3 separate regions of the Mus musculus genome follow, and regions 2 and 3 are each linked to region 1. Evidence: chromatin contacts called from ENCODE Hi-C or POLR2A ChIA-PET data. All regions are on one chromosome and are shown on one strand. The core of a region is the stretch at or near the end of the contact, and the rest is flanking DNA. Distances in the headings are between cores, read along the strand shown. Region 1 holds the start of Tmem126b (transmembrane protein 126B). Region 2 holds the start of Ccdc89 (coiled-coil domain containing 89). Region 3 holds the start of Crebzf (CREB/ATF bZIP transcription factor).

Region 1 (4,048 bases), core at 559-3,058:
TTGATCCAGCTGAATGGAGATGGAACCAGGTTAACTGTTGCAAATCTCTTCACCGTTCAGCCTTGATATCCAGGCTGAGTCTTCTATTTCAAATAAAGAAAAAAATGATGCCTTTCTCCACAACCAAACATTACACTGCCCAAGGTCTTCAAAGAAAAAAATAGCAAGTTTTTCAATTTTTGTAAAATATATATTCTTGTTTTAAAAGCTGAGAAAGTTATCTTATGCATAGAAAATGTTACTAAAACTCCTCTTCAGGCAGCAACACTTTTAGATGTTCAATAACTAACTCAATTAAGGCACAAACCAATTTTAGGACGGTTGACTTATTAATTTATACATGTTCGACATGGTTCGTAATAAAGAGCATCAATTTTTAGGAAAAAGTTTAAACTTCCCCTTCAAAAACACTTTTAAAAACGTCTTACTCTAGTCTTTTCAGGGGTGTGTGAGTTTGGACAGTTTTCTGGGGGCAAAAGAGAGATTCAAAGGCCCCCTTCTATTTACTGGTTCTGTTTCTCGCCCCTCAGTAAAACACTATCCAGCTTGTCACTTTCCTATTTTTCTTCTGTGGTCTCCAAGCCCCCAAGGCTTGATCCTTAATGCCCCTCAGATCCTGATCCTCCTGTGTATTAACTGAGAGGATTGAAAAGAAGGAAGGCAATCCCTTGGCATGGAGACATTAAAGTGACAGTGCTATTCAATGGGCACTTGATGCAGGATGATTTGGCGAAGCAGACTTCTTCACACTGGAGTCATTCACATCATGCCATCTCTTCGCAAACAAGCAGCTTCCTATCCGGCGAAGAAAAACACTGAGGCTGCTGGAAAGGAGAAACCAAACCTTCCCCAAAAGGTGTTTTCAGAGACGCTGTAGTAGTATTAGGCATGCAATCACACACTATGCAAATAGTCCGCGATTTCCTAAATGAGAGTGCAGCTGTTTGGCTTCCACATCCACCCTTTCTCAGTCTCTCTCCAATCTACCCACCTTCCTTTTGCAGAAAAGACATTTCTCTGCCACCGCTGGCCACCCCTGCCCACACCCCGATCTTATACAGAAGAGCACCGAAATGTCCTGCACCCTCCAAGCGATGAAGTGTTTCCTCGGGCAAGAGAAACAGCAGCACTAGAAATTATATAACTCTCGAATTTGGCTTGCCTAAGACATGGAGACTGGAGGGTCGGGGGTTGCGGGTCTGGCAGACGCTGCTGGGCATTTCACGTGCACGGAAGCGCGCCTGGCCTCCTCGCAGCACCATCCACCCCTAAAACACTGGCCGACCAGGGCTCTTCGGGGGAGCAGGGAAAAGGGATATTTCTAACTGAACCCTTTCCAAGCGGGGCTTGAGGGTGGACTATGGGGACTGAAGACTGTAGAGAGCAGGCTAGCCCGTGCTGCTGTGGCCGCGCCGGGGAGACGGGCTGGAGGCTCTGAGGAGGAACCTTAGAAACCACAGCCTTAACACACCGACCGGGCCGAAGGAACTACCAGGGCTCGGTTACCCCAGCCGCCCTGAGAAGAAGGCGCGCAGCAACAGGCCTGCGCCCGAACCGCCCCTGGTTCCCTTCAGGTTGGCCAGGCTGACAATTTGGCAGAGGACAAGGCAAGGCTGGCTAGGGGCGGGCCCCTGACCCTGAGCCTTCCTCGGAGCCAATGAGAGATCGCACTTCTGCGACGCCACGCCCAACCTCCGCCCGGCTGGAGGGCGCGGCTTTTGACTGGGTGGGGGAGTACCGGACTAAAGGTACGAGCTGTCAGACAGCTGCAAGTCCCGCCCCAGGCGCTCCGGCCACGCCCTCCTGTCAGTCACGTGAGGCGCTAAGATGGCGGCGTCCCAGCGACCAAGTTGGTCCGAGTCGAAGGTTGCTGGTGTTGTGCAGGAGGGAAATAGGGAAGCACCCCAGGTAGGCGGAAATCTAGGGTGGTGTGGGTCGCCTCCTCGGAGATGATGCACGTGAAGGATTTGAGCAAATAGAACCGAACCCGACTTTATGTAGAGTGTAATCAAATCTCTAGTTCCGAACAGCGTAGACCTGAAGTCTACGCCGATTAAATGCAGCTTGTTTCTCTTTCTCGAGGACCTTTCTTCAATTACAAATACTTTATCGCCTTACCCCACCCGGCCCGACCTCCAGTTCTCTCATTCTGTTTAAGTCTCCTGCATTTTATTGATTTGATGTGTTCTGACTTAACGCAAGGTTATGATGGCTTCTTGAATGCATTCACTTTTTTGATTACCCGAGAACCTAATATCCACCACGGCTGGACAAATCATGTTGAATAAAATTCTGAAGGTCAAATAATACACTTAAAGATACAACACACACACACTTTGCAGGCCATACGCCCACACAAATGCACTTAACGTGTATAAGGATGGTGATCTAATCAGTTGAGTGACTTTGAACTTCCTTAACTCTCAGATTAAACGTTGGTTGTGGCAAAAATCTTCATTTTCAGTTCTTGCTGAAAGACTTCCTTGGAATCTGATGATGGAGCACTTGTCAGGCCTGAAGCCCAGGCGTCTATACCAACAGCACAAAAATAAGTTAAAACAAAACAAAACAAAAAACTCTGGGCAAGTTAATAATCTATATCTCCTTAATTAAGGAGAGTGTAGTGAAACCCTTGCAAATGCCAGATGCCAAAAATATTTGCTGTTGCTTTTGATTATTTCAATATTGACTGTCCTGCAGCCATAATTGTGGGTACCCTTTTCCCCAAAGCTGTCTTAAAGGCCTGGAAATTTTCTGTGGGTGGTGAAGAGGGCTGTTCAGGGAATTGGATGAGAACAGAACAAAAATTTCTCTACGTTTTTTTGATTAGCCATGATGCTATTAATATCTGCCTTCATCGTACACTAGATGGATTGGTTAGAGAATCCTCCTTAGAAAATACTATTTCTTCTTCCATTTTTCCATTTGGATAGCAGAAGGAGGGGGGAGCAAAAGATGTAAGTCTAGTCCCCCCCAAAAAAATATAATTTGTAAAGTATTTTATGCCTGCTCTGCCCACCCCCCTTCTCAGCTATCTTAAAGAACTGACTTAAATGCTGTGTTGTATTAAGGCAGAAATACTGGTCTTTTGATCAATTGTATACCACCTTAAGAAGATCAAGGAACCCATTCTTTGTGTGTGTTGATTTCCTGGAGTCAGGCTCCATTTTTTTTTTCATTAATTTTAGGCTTATTATATGCTCATCACTTATAAATGTTAGCATGTCATCTGTAATGAACCTTTGACTTTATAACTTCTCATGGATTAATCTAGAAAATGTAGAGCAAAAAATAAAAAGCACTGAACTTTGAATCAGTAGACATCTCACTGATGAAATAAGTAAATATTTAAAACCAGAATTTTGGATTTGTAGGAAGTGTCCATATATCTTTGTTTGAATGAAATGGAATACTCGTAAGATACATAAAATGTCATAGTACCAAAGGATTTAACAAGTGTTTCCAGAGACCCAAAAGTCTTATGTATAGCCAGAAACTCAAAAAGGAATCTGGAATGGATTTTCTAATCTCTTGGTGAAACTCTTATGGTTCTTAATGTGGGCAACTATTGGCTTATCACATGGGACACAGAGACCTTACAAACCCTGAGTTCATTCCCTTTGTCCAGGCTTCACAGTATAACCCATAGCTATTTCTGACAAAGACCCTGCCTGCTTTCTACCCTAGGCCCTACTAGAAAACTGAATTGCAACATAAAGTCCAAGATAACTATGGTGCACTCCCTCTTCCCAGGCTGGAACAGTACCCAACTCTGACTTGTTGTTGTTGTTGTTGTTGTTGTTGTTTCTCCACTTTCTAAAGCACTTTCTGTTCTCTCCTACCTTCCCTTAGCCCCAAAATAATCTCCCAAACTGGCTTAGGCTTTCATGAGAGAAGACAAGTGTGGTGGTTTGAATAGGAATGGAACCCATAGACTTGCATGTTTGAATGCTTTGCTCATAGGGAGTAGCAATATTAGAAGGTGTGGTGTTGTTGGAGGAAGTTTGTCACTTGTGGGGGGGGGGGGGGGCTTTGAGGCTTCCTGTGC
Region 2 (4,048 bases), core at 768-3,267, 50 kb after region 1:
GTAAGATAGACTTGCAGAAAATATTAGAATTGGTTGATGTAACGAACTTGAATCTTAATGCTCAATAGAATGAATGTATCAGAGCTAGCTTTTACACTTTGGCACACAAGTGAATGATCAAACTTTTGCTTTGCCAAGCTAATACAAAATCAGATCCAATTAGAGCCTTTTTGCTGAGAAGTTTTTGTCCTACCATGCTGACTTCTGTTTGTTTATACGCCCACCTACAGTGTTGTAAGCCTATTGTTCTGCAATGGCTAATGGGGCTGTGTCTTCCCTTTTTTCCCCCACGATAGCATGTTTATTTTAGGATCCATTAAATCATACATCTTTTCAAGCTATCTATAGGAAGATGTCTGAGGCTGAGAATGAGTGAGTTATGAGGTAGAAGATACGGATAATCTTAAGAAACCTTTGAAGGTACAGCGGGGAACACTGGTTAATCTTAAATGTGTTCTAGTGGGTGTAACTGAAAATTAACATTAACTTTGCAACAGTAACAACAACAACGTCATAGTAAAGTAGTTTTTGTACTTAAAAGTATAGTAAATGAATTATCTTTGCTTTTGCCATAAATCTAAGGCACATGGACTTGAAATATTGACTGGAGACCACAGGAAGCACAATTTCTCTTATGGAAAGAGATGGCGGAGTTTGGCATTAAGCTCTCTCTCTTTGCTTAAGAGATCCAGGCTGTGCTTTTTGAAGGCTTCTGATTGCAGACGCAGCTCATCATAAGCTTTCTGGATCCCATCTACCCTGCGCTGAAGCTCGCGAACTCTCAGGTTGCTATCAACGGCCACTGCCTCTTGCTCAAAGCGTTCCAGCGCATGCTTCTTAGCCATGGCTGCTGTCTCCAACTTCTCCTCAAGCTGGCGGATCTCAGCCTGTTTGTTCTGAAGCACCTTGCCTCTCTCCATGGACAGCTGCAGCAGCTCCTCTTTCTCTCGCAGGACAGTCTGCAGCCTGGCCTGCAGCTCCTGGTTCAGGTTGAGATTAGCCTCTTGCTCCTTTCCCATCTGTTCCGTGGCCTGCTGGTGTTGCTGTTTGATGCTCTGCAGCTGGCTGCGCAGCTCCTCGGTCTCCTTGGCATGGTCACAGGCTTGCTGGTTCTGCAGGCCCAGCAGCTCCTCCTCTCGGGCCTGAGCCTGGCTAGCTTCGTGAGCGCATCTCTGTTTCAAGACCTCCAGTTCCTCCACCAGGGCCTTGTTGAGTGTAGTGAGCTCCAGTACCTTAGCCTCCTGGTCTTTCAGAGCCTGGCTGAAGAGGCTGTTGTTTTCCTGCCTCAGCCTCGCATTCTCCTCTTTCAGCTTGACGTTTTCACTCTTGTGCGCATCCTTGAAGCGAATCATCTGCTCGTGGTTGGATGCCAGGATCATGAAGTGATTCTCCAGCTTTTGGATGTGCTCACTCTGGGCCTTCAACTTCTCCATCTCCTGCAGCCTCTTCTCCTCCAGCTCCGAGTTGAGCAGTTCTAAGATCTGGCAGCGTTCCAGGGCCTCGTCGGATCTGCGTTTCAGGATGCAGATGAGCTGGGATTGCTCTTGGATGCGGGAGCGAAGCATTGCCTTCTCGCCCTTCTCCTCCTCAGACAGTCCCCTAAGGTTGGCCAAAGCTTCTCTCAGACCGTCCATTTCCTTAAACCCCAATTCCTCATCCTGGTTTTGCAGGTTTTCGTTTTGTTTTCCTAAGATCTCGTCGGGGGGTGGGGTATCCATCCTAAGAGTCTTCTCCTCCTGCGGCATAGACGCGCTCTGCGGGAGAACTGACTTCAGTCTTTCCCCCTTCTGATTTCAAAGGGGCGTTGCTATGGACGCTTGGCACTCTCCAGCGGTTGGTTTTTCCAGTAAGGAGTCCTATAATTGGTGGACAGGCCTGCAGAACGCAGTGAGGTAATAGGGGGAGTTCAGGGCCAATCTGGTCAGGCTACGCATGTCGTTTAAACCAATCACAGTTCTTAGTTCACTGCCACTGTCCCGCCTGTGCCGCAAAGACATAAGCCTTCCACAAAGTCAGCTTCCTATTCTCTACAAATCCTGATTTCTCATAAGAGTAAACAAAGTAAGCTTACAGTGACTTACTCTGCTCTTTATTCTGAAAAGAAACTGCTGTCTATAGAAACAATTCGCCATGGGTGCACACAAAGGAGAGTCTGGACCCAAGTCTTAGCTCAGCTGCTATAAATGAAATTTCTTTTGTTTCCCTTAACTCTAACCTTATCTTTGGGAGTGGACACCTTTAGTTAGACACTCAATCCTCCTGTTTATCTATTGGGAAAATAAATGGACAGACAGAAACGCAATGAACAATACAGATGCAATCAAATCAGAAACAAAAACCAAAAACCAAACCAAAACAACAACACACCCCATGATGGTTGATTACACTTGTGCCTTGCACACTGGAAACATGGAGATACAAGTCTGTTTGACAAGACGCCAAGAGTGATAGTCGAGTGTGTATAAAAGTGTCAGATAAGATTGACATATTAATAAAAACCTTAGAAGCATTAATAGAGCACCATGTTGAAAGAGAAATAAATAAATACATTTTAAAAACGAGACAGAAACAGCTGAGCAATGAATCTCAAGAATGATCCAACAAATGCAAGCAAAAATTAGATGGTATTTCATCCACCAAAGTCAGTAAAAATAAATGGATATAATTCTCATTAATTATGATTTCCCTTTAAACATGATAATGCTCAATTAGCTGTTTCTTTTGGATATTTAGATTCCAAGCTTCTTAATTATTATGAGGTAGATGGCAGAAGCTTTGCACAAGGTTCTTCTTCCTCCTCCTCCTCCTCCTCCTCCTCCTCCTCCTCCTCCTCCTCCTCCCCCTCCTCCTCTTCCTCCTCCTTCTTCTTCAGATTATTTCAAACAAACAGCTCCCCACAAGGACAGTTACTGGCTCTCAATACAGTTAAAGCACTTTTAGTTAGCATAGACACTCTTAACTGACTTTCATCCAGAATATAAAGAGCAAATGACCAGAAAATTTGAATGTGTCTCTTCTTGTTTTACATATAGTGAACATTGTATTTGTTGATTACCTTATATGGTTATGTGATATAACAAACTGAAATTATAAAATATATTTTCTAAGAACAGGAAAAACTCTCAAAATATTAACATCAGTTGTTTCTCCGGGTTGGAATAACTGTCTCCCTCCCTCCCTACCTACCTAAGGCCCACACACATAACAGATATTCAGAGATCTTTATTGAATAGTTTTTCCACATTTAAAAATGTATTTTGTTAAGTACAAATTAACTTCTGTAACATCAAAATCGATAGATTTTTTTTCTAAATTAAAGCAAAGAACTTCAAAAGATTTATTGAGGGTGCAGGAGGAGGAATACTAACACATAGGATGTTTGAAAAAGTTTGAGTAAACCTATTTTATAATCTTTTAAAATATAAATATTAGAATACACACACACACACACACACACACACACACAAACACACATATATATTTCTCCCTAGAAGCCATAGATCATGAAACAAAGAGCTAAGCATCAGGAACAAGACATTTGCCTTAAAGCTATTGATCAAAAAATCCAGAGACTCCTAAAACGACCCAGGCTATCTTCATTCTTCTTAGTTGCCCACCAAGACTTGATAAGACCCTGTTATTGGAGATACCACATGCTTTTGTCACAGAATATGGAAAATGAAACTGATCTTATTGGCTAGCTTTCATAGTGCTGGAAGGTGCTCTGTAGGCTTGCTGGGGGGAAAGACATCAACATTCTCACCCAGCTGTGAACCCTGCATACTATAATAAGGACCAGCTCAGCCAGATGTGCTCCTCAGTGCAAAGATGAAATGAATGCTATTCCATTTAAGGCCTGTTCCTCAAGGTGGAAGTCAACTGGGACAAGAACCCATGGCATGGTAGGTTAGAGGCCTAAGGAAAGGATTTACTACTATTGTGTTGTTAAGTGGACATAGATACAACATCCTTCTAAACATTTATCTTCCTACCTATTGATTAGTGCAGCTCTCAACCATCTTGCAGCAGATATGAAGAATACAGGACT
Region 3 (4,048 bases), core at 538-3,037, 33 kb after region 1:
TACATTAATGACCAGCACAAGTCTGTTTCCAGGGTGGACAAGGCCCAAATTAAGATTCCCCTCCCACCACCTTTCAAAAAGAAAAACAAACAGAAAAAGATATCACACACACACACACATTGAGATGTCTGCCCATTAAAGTAGCCTAAGCAGCCGAGCATGAGCGTTACGGGAAGAGATGGATCCTTACCAGGTTGTGAGGCGGGAACGACTGCTCTGTAACCCCTACAACGGAGCCTGGCAGGAAGGAAATCACCTAAAAAAGAAACTGTCAGAGAGATTTAATAGTCACAGGTTATCATTAGGAGTTGGTTACAGTGTCACATTCATGCTTTTAGCTAAACACTTAAAAGATTTAATATTACTTTTTTTTCCGCCTCTGAAATGCGTCCGGTGACGATGTCCCACTAAGGTGTTTGACATGGTGTAAGGGAGGAGAAAGGGGTAAACGCGGATAAAGAGCAGATTACTTGACCCTACATTTTAAGAGACGACGACGCCTTCCGAGCGCACGCCGAGCAGAACTCCACCGACACCTTATCCTTGTCCACATGGAGACACACTCCTCCCGCCGCGTCGTCCTCTTCCCGCGGCTCCGGCGGCTGCTTCCCCACCGGCAGGGCGTAGTCGTGGTCGCCGGCGGGCGAGTCTCTGAAGAGGGAGGTGGTCAGCCGCAGTCCCACGCCGCTCAGTCGGCTCAGCAGGCGAGCTAGTCCGGTCTCGTTGGCCAGGACGGCCCGTAGGTAGCGACTCTCCTCCTGCAGTGCTTGCACGCGCTTGCCCAGCTCCCGATTCTCGGCCCGCAGCTCCTGGTTCTCGGCTGCCAGTCCCCGGACCCGACTCTCCAGCCCCATCACGTACTCCTTCTTCTTGAGCCGATTAAGACGGGCAGCGGCCGCCGCCGCCTTCCGGGGACTCTTGGTCGCCGCCTGGTTGCCGTCGTTGGCGCCACCGCCTCCTGCTCCCGGGGACTTTCTCCGCCTCTTCTCCCCGCCGCCGCGGTCACCGCCGCTGCTGCAGCCTCCGATGCCGTTCAACAGCCTCTGCAGCAAGTCGGAGAAGCGCTGCATCTCGGCGGCCGCGGTGTCGTCGTCGTCGTCCCCCCTCAACAGGCCGCCGCTCTCCGAGCCTCCGCCGGACGAGGACAGGGGCCCGGGCGAGCTGAGCCCGGGCTCCAGGTGCCAGTCCGGTTGCCGAGGGTCCAGCAGATCGGCCAGCTCCAGCCCGGAGAGAAAGTCCATGTCCTCCGGCTCTTCCTTGGGGACCATGGCGATCGCGTCCTCCTCCTCCTCCTCCATCTTCAGGGGCGAGGGCGCGGGCGCGCGCACGGCCACGCTGCCGCGGCTCCCGCTCCGGGCCTCCGGCTCGCCCCCGTCCCCGTCCCCGTGAGGTTGCTCGCGGTCAGGCGATCCGGGCCTCGGGGTCTCCGCCCCCGCGGCTGCCCCGCTCGGCTCCCGGGGCGGCGCGCGCGTGGCGGGCGGCTCCCGGCTGTCGCGGCGGCTCGGGAAGTCGCGGCCCGAGGCTGCCAGCAGCTTGGTCAGGCTGTGCCTCATGGGGCTGAGCGGCGGGCCCGGGTAGGCCGCAGCCACTCCGACCCCGGGCCCCCAGCGCGCAGAGCCACGGCGCCGGGCCGACCGCAGGCGCGGGGCAAGGTCCGAGTGGCCTCCGGCGGCCGCCCAACCCCCCGCACGAGGCGGGGGGAAGGCAGTGGAAGCGCGAAGCGGCGAGGCCCGGGGGAGGACTCGGCCGCGCCACCCAGACAGCGGCCTGGCCGGAAGTTACTCTCTGCCCACCCCGCCCACAAAAACGCGCTTCGCTCCAGCCAGAGTATCGCGAGATTCCGAGTGCTTTCGAGGTGCAGTAACTTCGGCTTTGCGGTGATGTCATAGGAGCAGCAGGCAAAACACAATAAAACCTAGTTTCCACCCCCCCCCCACTCATCGGTACTACCCGGTACCACTCTCCTCGATCCAATATGACATCTAGACATATTTGACGTAGCTATATTAAAAAAAAACTGTTTTTGTGAACGCTTTTATTTTTGCTGTTTCTCTCTAAACTGCAAGCAAAAAACAGCACGCATAAGGAAATAGTCCCCGTTAAAACAAAAGACTTTAAATCAGAAGTGTTACCAAATTCTGGGGAACGCAGTCACGTACTGACACTAACTCCCCAGGCGACATTCAGAGGTCCTTAGTCTCAGAAAATGATCTTTCATAATACTATTACTGCTATTATTGTCATTATTACATCATTTTTATTTATCATTTGTTTTTGCAATAAGGGTCACTTGCAGAATTAGCTCCTTTGCCAAGAGTGGGTGGTTGGTTTGTTTACTGGTCTCTTGTTTTGCTGTTTGTTTTCTGCTTTTTTTTTCTTTTGTCAAGTCATGGTAGTTACTTAGGCTTTTTCCGTTTTTAAAATACCAGCTTTTTGAAAAGACCAAGTCTTGAACAAAACACTTCACTTTTTATTCAATGAGTTCATGCACATAGCACTGATGTAACGAATTCTTTTAAGCCTCACTACACATTGGGCCAATAGTGCGGGGGGGGGGGGGGGGGGGGGGGGGGGGGGGGGGGGGGGGGGGGGCTTCTGCAACCACCAGGACAAACAAAGTAATGTAATTCAGTTTAACACACTGAGTAGCCAGTGTTGATTCAAACTTCAAGAGTATGATCCCAGAGTTCTTAATTTTAGGCATTTTTTTTAAATCATTTTATTTTATTTTATTTTTTTAGATTTATTTATTATTTATTATATGTAAGTACACTGTAGCTGTCCTCAGACACTCCAGAAGAGGGAGTCAGATCTCATTACGGATGGTTGTGAGCCACCATGTGGTTGCTGGGATTTGAACTCCTGACCTTCGGAAGAGCAGTTGGGTGCTCTTACCCACTGAGCCATCTCACCAGCCCAATTTTAGGCATTTTTAAGCAAAGCACAGTTTGGTGGAAGAGTTTCCTGCTGATAATCGAGAGTATGCAGCAATATGACCTGACCACCATGAAACTCTGTGTAAAAGTATGCATGACATCTTCCATAAAGACAAATGTCTTAATTAGGGTTTCCATTGCTGTGAAGGGACAGCATGACCAAGGCAACTCTTGTTTTGTTTTGTTTTGTTTTGTTTTGTTTTGTTTTGTTTTGTTTTGTTTTTCAAGACAAGGTTTCTCTGTATAGCCCTGGCTGTCCTGAAACTCACTTTGTAGACCAGGCTGGCCTGTCTCTGCCTCCTGAGTGCTGGGATTAAAGGCATGCACCACCACCGCCCAGCTCCAAGGCAACTCTTATAAGGACAACATTTAACTGGGGCTGGCTTACACTTTCAGAGGTTCAGTCCATTATCATCACAGAAGCAGAGCAGAATCCAGGCAGGGTCCATTTCCTCTATGGAAGGAACTCCGAGTTCCCCAGGCAGGCTGGAGTGTCTCAAAGCCCACTCTGACACTGACAGTGTTAGACCTAGTGGGGAAACCCCCACCCAATTCCCGATTCGGTGTGCACCCAAAAAATCACGAAGGACCATCATCTTGATGTAAATACATGAGGACGTTTAATTACGGAGCTCTGGACCGACATGTATCTCACACAGGAGATAACAGATGTCGGCCACGAGGCTTGAAAGCTAGGGGTTTTTATGGGGTAAGGGGCTTAGGGGTGTGGAATTCAGCATAGTGACACACTATTGGCTTATTCAAACATTAACAGAAAGATTACATGTCAGCAAAAGGGCATCAGGACCTTGTTCCTGTGGGCTGGGGGCTTATCTTTGTTCACATAGCAGTCAGTTGATGTATGACTTTACCAGGCATCAAGGGGCAGTAGACAGAGGGGAGGTTCCGGCCAGGTGGTGTTGGCCCAGACAAGATAGCCCTGCTTGTACAATCAAGCTGTTCTTAGGAATGTCTTAACAACAGCCCTGTCTGTTCTGCTTTGTTCTTGGCCCCAGGCAGTGGGCTCATAGACAACTCTTTTACATGAATCACAAGATACAAAATCTCATTTTCTTTCAACAGGCCTCTTCCAACAAGGCTACCCCTACTCT

The links. A loop is a pair of places that touch in the nucleus more often than their neighbours do. ChIA-PET counts read pairs that join two places held with the same protein, here RNA polymerase II (POLR2A).
Region 2: a map of left cerebral cortex shows a loop between it and region 1 (9-fold over the local background). The contact joins the promoter of Ccdc89 here to the promoter of Tmem126b in region 1. A Hi-C loop is called at or near these places in 2 of 37 maps with a recorded cell type or tissue (T-helper 2 cell and left cerebral cortex). POLR2A ChIA-PET finds 5 or more read pairs at or near these places in 2 of 5 experiments (both embryonic stem cell).
Region 3: a loop to region 1 is called in a map of heart, with 7 times the contacts of the local background. The contact joins the promoter of Crebzf here to the promoter of Tmem126b in region 1. A Hi-C loop is called at or near these places in 10 of 37 maps with a recorded cell type or tissue (T-helper 2 cell, gastrocnemius, heart and 2 more). POLR2A ChIA-PET finds 5 or more read pairs at or near these places in 3 of 5 experiments (Patski and embryonic stem cell).

The regions. Positions count from the first base shown.
Region 1 is chr7:90,473,755-90,477,802 of GRCm38, reverse strand. Tmem126b (transmembrane protein 126B) reads left to right here and starts at 1,808. Exons shown (of 5, transcript NM_026734.2): 1 at 1,808-1,908. The coding sequence starts at 1,828. It also overlaps a transcript of Dlg2 not described here.
Region 2 is chr7:90,424,281-90,428,328 of GRCm38, reverse strand. It overlaps Ccdc89 (coiled-coil domain containing 89), which reads right to left and starts at 2,017. Exons shown (of 1, transcript NM_027298.1): 1 at 1-2,017. The coding sequence starts at 1,745. The coding sequence ends at 633.
Region 3 is chr7:90,440,520-90,444,567 of GRCm38, reverse strand. It overlaps Crebzf (CREB/ATF bZIP transcription factor), which reads right to left and starts at 1,787. Exons shown (of 1, transcript NM_145151.3): 1 at 1-1,787. The coding sequence starts at 1,553. The coding sequence ends at 477.